Regions from separate parts of the Homo sapiens genome. Here region 2 is linked to region 1. A link is an interaction called in ENCODE POLR2A ChIA-PET data of the cell type or tissue named here. Cell type or tissue: PC-3. All regions are shown on one strand. Each heading gives the region's core, and the rest is flanking DNA. Links, peaks and the distances in the headings are about the cores only. Region 1 overlaps SAV1 (salvador family WW domain containing protein 1). Region 2 overlaps ATL1 (atlastin GTPase 1).

Region 1 (4,405 bases), core at 202-4,201:
AGCATCACACTACCTGTCTTCGAAATAAGGCTATAGTAACCACATACAAGGTTATAGTAACCACAAATAAGGCTATAGTAACCACAATAATATGGTATTGGTATAGAAAGACACATAGACCAATGGAACAAAAATAGGTAATGCAGAAATAAATCCACATATTTACAGCCAACTGATTTTTTTACAAAAGCACCAAGAACGTGCATTGGGAAAAGGACACTTTCTTCAATAAACGATGCTGGGAAAATTGGATATCCACATGCAGAAGAATGAAATCTGACCCTTGTCTCACCATATGCAAATTCAACTTGAGATGGATTAAAGACTTAAGACCTGAAATTATAAAAGTACTAGAAGAAAATGTAGGGGAAACACTTCAGGACATCGATCTAACAAAGATTTTATGGCTAAGACCTCAAAAGCACAGGCAACAAAAACAAATAGACATATGGGACTATATTAAACCAAAAGGCGTCTGCACAGTAAAGGAAACAACAGAATGAAGAGACAACATATTGAATAGGAGAAAGTGTTTGCAAAAGATTCATCCAGCAAGGGACTAATATCCAGAATATGCAAGGAAGCCAACAGTAAGAAAAACAACCCCATTAAAAAGTGGGCAAAGGACATGAATAGACGTTTCTCAAAAGAAGACATACAAATGGCCAAAAGGTATGTGAAAAAATGTGCAACATCACTAATCGTCAAGGAAATGTAAGTGAAAACCACAGTGAGGTGTCTTACCCCAGTCAGAATGGCTATTGTTAAAAAGACAAAAAAATATACTACTGGTGAGAGTGTGAAGAAAAGGCAACTGTTACAGACTGTTGGTGGGAATGTTACAATAATTAGGACAGGCACTATGAAAAACAGTTTGGAAATTTCTCAGAAAACCGAAAACAGAACTACCATATGATCCGGCAGTTCCACTGCTGGGTATCTATCTAAAGGAAAAGAAATCAGTATATCAAAGAAATACCTGCACTCCCATGTTTATCATGTCATTTGCAGCAGCTTGAATGGAACTGGAGGTCATTATATTAAGGGAAATCAGGCACAGAAAGAGAAGTGTCTCATGTTCTTACTCACATGTGGGAGCGAAACACATTGATTTCATGGAGATAGAATGATAGCAGAGGTTGGGAAGGATGGGAGGGGAGGTAAAGAGAGGTAGGTTAATGGGTCCAAACATAAAGTTAGATGGAATAAGTTCTAAGGTTTGATAGCAGAGTAGGGTAACTACAGTTAACATTTTGAAATAGCTAAAAGAGAGGACTTGAAATGTTCCCAACACATAGAAATGATAAATACTCACGGTGATGGATACCCTAAATACCCTGACTTGATTATTTCATACTCTTTGCATGTATCACAATATCACATGTACCCCATAAACATGTGCAAATAATTATGTATCCAAAAAATGCTATAAAACAATGTTACCACCTGACTGGGCTCTTGTCTGCTATCCGAATAGAGCAGAACACTGAGACAGCAGATACTGTAAAGAAGAAAGAGTTTAATTATTGCAAGGCAGCTGAGTAAGGAGGATGGGAAATGTTTCTCAGAGTCATCACCGCCAAGACTGGAGAAGCTAAGATATTTAAAGATGATTTGGCAGGCAGGGGGCTAGGGGATGGGTGCTGGTGATTGGACTGGTATGAGATCATAGGGTTATCAATGCTGTCTTCATGTGCTGAATCAGTTGCTGGGAAATTGGGGAGTCACAAGACCAAGTCAGTTCCTTGGTTGAGTTCATGGAACACTGGTCCATTTGGTGTCAGTTGGTCCACTTGTAAGCAAAGTCTGAAAAATATCTCGAAGACCAGTCTTAGGTTTTACAGTAGTGTTTGTGACTGCCAGTTACTATGGAAAGAAAGCTGGGAAAAAATGGCAGGTTACTGTTTAAACCTATAGCTTAGCAGAAGAGTTTGCAGGAGGTGAGATCACCAGTGATCAAAGTGGCCTGGCCTGTTTGGCCAGTCCAAATTCTGGAAACTATCAAGGGGGTCTGTGTGATCTAGGATCATTGTTTTCTTGTTCTTCTCTTCTATTTTCTTTTTTGAGACAGGATCTTGCTCTGTTGCCCGGGCTGTAGTGCAGTAGCATGATCACAGCTCACTGCAGCCTCGACCTCGGGCTCAAGCAATCCTCCCACCTCAGCCTCCTGAGTAGCTGGGACTACAGGCATGCACCACCACACCTGGCTAATTTTTTGTATTTTTAGTAGAGACTGAATTTCAGTGTTGCCCAGGCTGGTCAAACTCCCAAGCTCAAGCAATCTGCCTGCCTTGGCCTCCCAAAGTGCTGGGATTACAGGCATGTGCCGCAGCACCCAGTCTGGATTATTGTTCTTTAAAAGAAACAGGTTTGTTAATCTTATGGGCAGCCTGCCCAGGGGCTGCCACAGGAAGACAATTATTAGTGACTGCCATTTGTTGAAATGACTTTGCAAGCAGTCATACATGGAGGTGGAAAAAGAGAAGGAAAATATTTTATCAAAATTCGGGCCCCTACCGTAATTTTAATCTTGAGGGTGTTTTTAATTTTATGAGGGAGGCTTCAGCAGGAGTCAGCAAGCTACACCCATAGGCCAGATAGACTTGCCTCCTGCAATACAGTAGTTTTATTGGAACACACATGCACTGAAATAAGATTTGATTTCATGGAATAGCCAAGACCTTGTTTTAATGAGACAGTAGACTTCTGCCTTCGAAGTCTCATCCCAGGCTCTTTTATATCAGATTGCGTTAGGTTTAAAGAAGGTTGCAGGTAGTTGAAGAATCTCAGGTAATAAGGTATCTCTCCCAACCAAAAAAAAAAAAAAAAAAAAATTCTTTACAGCAGTTGATACACTGCTTGAGAGCTTGAGAGACTTCATTTGATAAGATTAATTTTTATCAGGGCAATATAGATTTAATGTTTTACCTTGTAGAAAAAAGTAGTACTTTTTTTGAAGGAATCTCTAAAGTTGCAGGGAAAGATTAATAACCAATTACATGCCAAACAGAAAAGCCTAATAACTGCCTCTTCCACAAGGGAAAAATCTGAATATGAGACAGTAGCTGAAAGTTTCTTGAATTCACCTTGAGAAGACTTAAAACATATTTTTAGGATTTATGCTGAATAAGGTTCAAGGAATTTGAATGAATAGAAAGGAGAAAGTAAGTTTGTAGGAGGATAGGATAGGTTTGTGCGATAGATCTATTTTCAGAAACATTGAATTTTGATTGTCATAAGCATAAAAAGGTTGGAAAATTTGTTTTGTAATGACTTAATGGCAATAGTAATTCCTGTCAATTAGTTATTAGATTTTCAGGAAACACCTTGTGTCAAGGGTTAAATTCAGCTTATTGTATTTAGTAGAAGCACAAAAACAAGTTGTATAATCTCAGAAAGTTTTAGAGCCTAGAAAGTTCTACGTTTAGCTGTAGAACTTTCAGATTAGAAAATTTGACCTTTAATGTTCTTGGCCGCATACCAGTCACGCACTTACTGTATGTTCCAAAGAAAGGAATCCTGCTGTTAACAGGAAGTCTTTAGTTGGAATACTAAAGGCAGACTGAATTCCTTTGTTTTGCGCTTAAATTTTAGTTCTGTCTCGAAAACATTTTTAAACGTTTAAAGATGACTAAAGAAATCAGGATACAAAAATCAGACTGAAAAGTGTGAGCTTTATCAAGAAATACTGGATTTGCAGTTACTCGGGTAATGTGTAAATATTTGTGTAACCAGAATCTTTTGAGGAGGGGTTGATAATCTTTAGAGACACCACCTTTTCTGTATTTATTTTGCAGAGGAAGAGAGAAAGCATTTGGTTGAGTTTAATACTTAGATCTTTTTATCAACATCTTGATTATAACACATGCTAATAATGTGTAGCATCCATTACTAGGGACCCTGTGGAACTGTGTTAGAGCTCTAGATCCATTTTATTCTCTGTAGCCACTACAAAATTTGGAAACCGGCCTATTTGAGTCTTATTCATAATGGTAGATCTCATAAATATCTGCCTGGTTGTATGAGATTAAGTTTTTTGGCACATCTACTGATAGCTGAGAGAGAAAATAATACTTTATCTGTGTCTTCGACTAAGTCATATGTTTAGTGTGTGAATGTTTTACTTTGTATTAATAGAAGGTGTTTGTGCAGTTAATTCCTGCAAATAGAAGCTGTTTTGAGGATTAATTGTGAATCCAGTTTATTACTTTCAAGGACTACTTGAAATTACAGAAAGGTAATTTTGTTCTTGTCACTCAAAAACTGAAGTTACCATTTTTTCCCACTGATTTGGATCAAAATTGGTGGCTTGCTTTTTCTTTTACTAGTGGTAGTCATATTTTTCTTTAAAGAATAAATAACAATTGATCTTTTGTTGCTGAGATTACATGGTTAGTAACAGGTT
Region 2 (4,405 bases), core at 82-4,081, 72 kb after region 1:
CTCCAGTTACTTTTGCCTACAATATGCCCTTCCCTGAACTACACTTAGAAATACGTCGATCAGGCTGGGCATGGTGGCTCATGTCTGTAATCTCAGCACTTTGGGAGGCCGAGGCAGGTGGATCACAAGGTTAGGAGTTTGAGACCAGCCTGGTCAACATAGTGAAACCCTGTCTCTACTAAAAATACAAAAAATTATCCAGATGTGGTGGCGCATGCTTGTAATCCCAGCTACTTGGGAGGCTGAGGCAGGAGAATCCTTGAACCCGGGAGGCAGAGGTTGCAGTGAACCAAGATTGCGCCACTGCATTCCAGCCTGGGTAACAAGAGTGAAACTCTGTATCAAAAAAAAAAAAAAAAAAAAAGAAAGAAAGAAAAGAAAAAATATATCTGTCACCATATCACCATGTAATGATGCTCTAAATATTTCACCTATTGTTATTCTGTCTCCTTGGCCAAACCATGAGATGCCTAAGTGCAAAATCTATGGTATGTTTTCTTTGGTATCCACCATAGTGCCTAGCACAATCTAGAACATTTAGCAGGTAGTCAATAAATAATTACTATTGAGGTAGAAATTGAAATTTTTCCAATAAGGTATTACCTGGAAAAATGTCTTGGGATGCATACTTCAATGAATAAATTGTGATTATTATTAATTAGCATAATAACATTTCCATAACATTCACTCTGAGTCAATGATCTACATTGAGATATTCATAAAAATCCTAAGCCTGAAAAATAACCTTGAAGGACAAGGAAAACATACCCAGCTAATTTTTGTGTGTTTTTTTTTAGTAGAGACAGGGTTTCACCATGTTGGCCAGGATGGTATTGATCTCTTGACCTCGTGATCCACCCACCTCGGCCTCCCAAAGTGCTGGGATTACAGGCGTGAGCCACAGTGCCCGGCCAGCAATTTATTTTCAAATGCATCAAAGAATAACTTGGAGTGATGGCTGGAAAGAGGGATGAATAGATGGAGTCATAAGTGATAAAGCAGGAATACTAATGTTAATGGTAGAATCTGGGTGGTGGATACCAAGATGTTTAGTATAAAATTTTTTTAACTTTGCTATATGCTTGAAATATTTCATACTAAATGTTGGAAAAAAGTGATTACAATACAAAAATTATGTGACATTTTAAACACTATAACATTTAAGTCTATAATCAGAATATTATGTGCCTATTTTTAAAAGAATAAAAATATAAGTTATATTCTAAGGGAAATGCAGCAAAGCAGCTTCAGAGAAAATTGGTCTGTGTAGTTTGGTCCCCAAAGCACTGAGGTTGGAATGGTTACACCACAGCATTTCTTTAGCTGGTTCATATATAGGGTACATAATAATAGAAATGAAAATTTTGAACACCATGAAATAAAAACATGAAGTGACAGAAGCACAGAAGAAAGAAAACTTTTTAAAGTACTTCCTGCATACCTGGTTGTACATGTATCTCAACATGAAGTCCATCAGGAATGATTTTCCTTTTCTAAATGCTCCAGCAACAGATACAGCAACAACCTCCTTGTCTCTGACAGCCTCCGAGAGAAGGATCCGATTTAATGCAGTTTCATCTAACTCAAAGGAATGGTCATCTTTGACAATGAGGACTTGGACTGGTCCTGCCTTTTTCACTGGCTCCTCCTCTTCTGAGCTCCATTCATATGTCTTTTCCGAAAATCCACCTGTTGAACAGAGCAGTGACTGGTTCAGCTAATCATCTCAAAGTGCCAAGAAATGTATATGTACCTCTTAACTCTCAAACATCCGACACAGGAGCATACTGGAATTATAAATGCTCATTTTATGCTGGGTGCAGTGGCTCATGCCTGTAATCCTAGCACCTTGGGAGGCTGAGGTGGGAGGATCGCTTGAGCCCAGGAGTCAAGAGCACCCTGGGCAACATAGTGAGATCCTGTCTATACAAAAAATTTTAAAATTCGTCAGGTGTGGTAGCACGTGCCTGTGGTCCCAGCTCTCAGGAGGCGGGGGTGGGAGGATCACTTGAGCCCAGGAGGTCAAGGCTACAGTGAGATATGATTGTGCCACTGCACTCCAGCCTGGACAATAGAGGGAGACCCTGTCTCAAAAAAGAAAAAGAAAAAAAGAAAGAAAGAAAAGAAATGTTTGTTTTAATGACATATTTTAATGTCATTCACACTATATCCCAGGAGGACTTACATTTGTTCTTTCTGATCATATGACTGAATCAAAAAAATTTTTCAAGAAAACTCTAAGTCAGTGCAGATGTCTCTGTCTGCTGAGTCAGAAAGAAAATCAAAGCAAAGCACTCTACTTTTGGAGCAGAGGAATAAAATGGTTGTAGTTCACACTTTCTTTATCCCCTAGAAATAGCTTATTTACATAAAGGATCCTTGCAATACTTTTTAAAGCTGAACATATATAGGAAGAAATACCTAGAAGGGCTCAGAATCACAGATTCTCAAGCATGCTATTGGTATTATTATAGATGAGGAAATTAAAGCCAAAGATGTGACTGACCTTGCCCAAGAGATGGAAATGGAATTTAGAAGGAAGGAAATGGTAGACTTCCTCATATAGGATTTCTATATCTTTCTCATGTTATTTATTTAATCTTTGTAATGTTCCAGTACGGTATTTATTATTATCTGTATTTTTGACACATGAGAAAATTAAGAATCTAATTAAATTTCCCAAGAGCACAACTATTAGAAAGTGACAGATTACAGGTCCAAGTTCACATGGACGGTAACTGCCAAACTGGGATTAGATTGCAAGAGTCAAAACTTTCATCCCAGATCTTTCTACTACAATAAAAAAAAAAAAATTCTGCCTCTTTGGTAGCAATCAAATAACTTTTGGACAACACATACATAGGCTCGTTTGCTTTATATCATAAGAACAGAAAGTCTATACATACACCAATTAATTCCTCAGATCAGATATATGACCTAGCCTCAAAGAAACCCTCAATAATTGCTATTGTAGAAACCTTAATCCCCAATGTTAGAGATGAGGCCTTTGGGAGGCCTTAGATTATGCTTAGATTAAGTTACGAGGGTCTCCCATCATAGAGTTAGTTCCCTTATAAGAAAATTAAGGAACCAGAGCCCCTTTTCTCTGAATTATGAGGATACACGAAGAAAGCAGTCTATGAACCAGGAGGAAGACCCTTACAAAAAAACCCAGCCCTGCTGGCAGTCTCATCTCATCCAGCTGCCAGAACTGTGAGAAATAAATGTTTGTTGTTTAAGCCACCCCAGTCTATGATTTTCTGTTACAGCAGCCCAGAGTGACTAAGACAATGATAATAATTTTGAAACAAACTGGACTCTTAAATAATCTTTTATCTAAATTTTTGAAAATATCTTTAGGTAGACATTCTTCATGATGTCTATTTGATAAGAAGTTTTATAACTAGATAAAAGCAAGGCAATCATCTCTTGGCATAATTTTAAATAAGTCTTCAGATCACATTGATATATATATATCACATTGATAACTTTATTGCTGTTCATCTATAAAATAATGCTATTGAAATACTGAAAATATATAATTTTAGTTTTGCATGAGTAGAGATAAGTATACACCACTACTTTCTGAACAATCATACAAAGCATCTAGAGACAACAGACCATTGCCTATAGCCACGAATCAGAGTTGTTCTCTCTGCAAAGTTAAGAAAAGTTGACTTTTTATCTGAAAGATAATAGCTTCTATATTGCCATTTCACAGGTGCTGGAGTCAGAGAGCCTTTGTTTAAATCCCAGCCTTACAATTTACAACATAAAGTTGTGGAAATTATTTAGCTTCCCAATGGCTCACTATGCTCCATTTTAAAAAGATTCATAATGGTACCCATATCAGAAAGCCTTTGTGAAGACTTAACAAAGTAATTTCCATTAAATAAAGATTGAAGAATCTGACAAATAGTACATGCTTAATGAATGGTGACTGTTATTAATACTATTATCTATTCATGTCTGATTACAGTCCTACCTACCACCTAATTTCAGTCTCAGTACAAAGGCCCTTTTTGAGAATAGCAAATACATATTTTATTTGATGACGCTCCTTGCCTATGATTTAATTATGATCTGAGCACACAAATGTGAATCACAGACCCAAGCTAGACATAATATTTTGGATAGAGAAACAGCTTTGGGGCAGAAAACTAGATCATAACTTTCTATAGACTGAAATAATTGTTTGCAACAAACTACACATATGCAAAAGGTACTGGAGAATGCACATAGAAATGGAATTTCTGGGTTGTAAGTTTTTCAAATATTCAACTTTAAAACATGGAGCAAAATTGTCTTTTTCTAAGTGGCTATATAAATGTTTCACTTCCGCCAGCAATTTAACATCCTATTGATCCATATCCTTTCTAACACTTGGTTTTATCTGACTTTGTTT

What was found. Peaks named below come from ENCODE experiments on the same cell type or tissue, not always from the same donor. Only the 100,000 strongest peaks of a DNase experiment are listed, where the experiment ranks them.
Region 2: POLR2A ChIA-PET joins it to region 1 with 5 read pairs; 5 of 35 experiments call an interaction of 5 or more read pairs at or near these places.

Annotation. Positions count from the first base shown.
Region 1 is chr14:50,657,503-50,661,907 of GRCh38, reverse strand. All of the region lies in intron 2 of SAV1 (salvador family WW domain containing protein 1), which reads left to right. Among named protein-coding and RNA genes, the nearest start is that of SAV1, 8.6 kb to the left of the region's middle. RefSeq lists an enhancer at 4,176-4,405. In PC-3, for the core only: no CTCF peak of the experiment used is centred there; DNase peaks (open chromatin) are centred at 1,947 and 2,387; H3K4me3 peaks cover 381 bases; H3K27ac peaks cover 2,099 bases.
Region 2 is chr14:50,585,115-50,589,519 of GRCh38, reverse strand. It overlaps ATL1 (atlastin GTPase 1), which reads right to left. Exons shown (of 14, transcript NM_015915.5): 2 at 1,442-1,689. Among named protein-coding and RNA genes, the nearest start is that of ATL1, 27 kb to the right of the region's middle. In PC-3, for the core only: no CTCF peak of the experiment used is centred there; no DNase peak of the experiment used is centred there.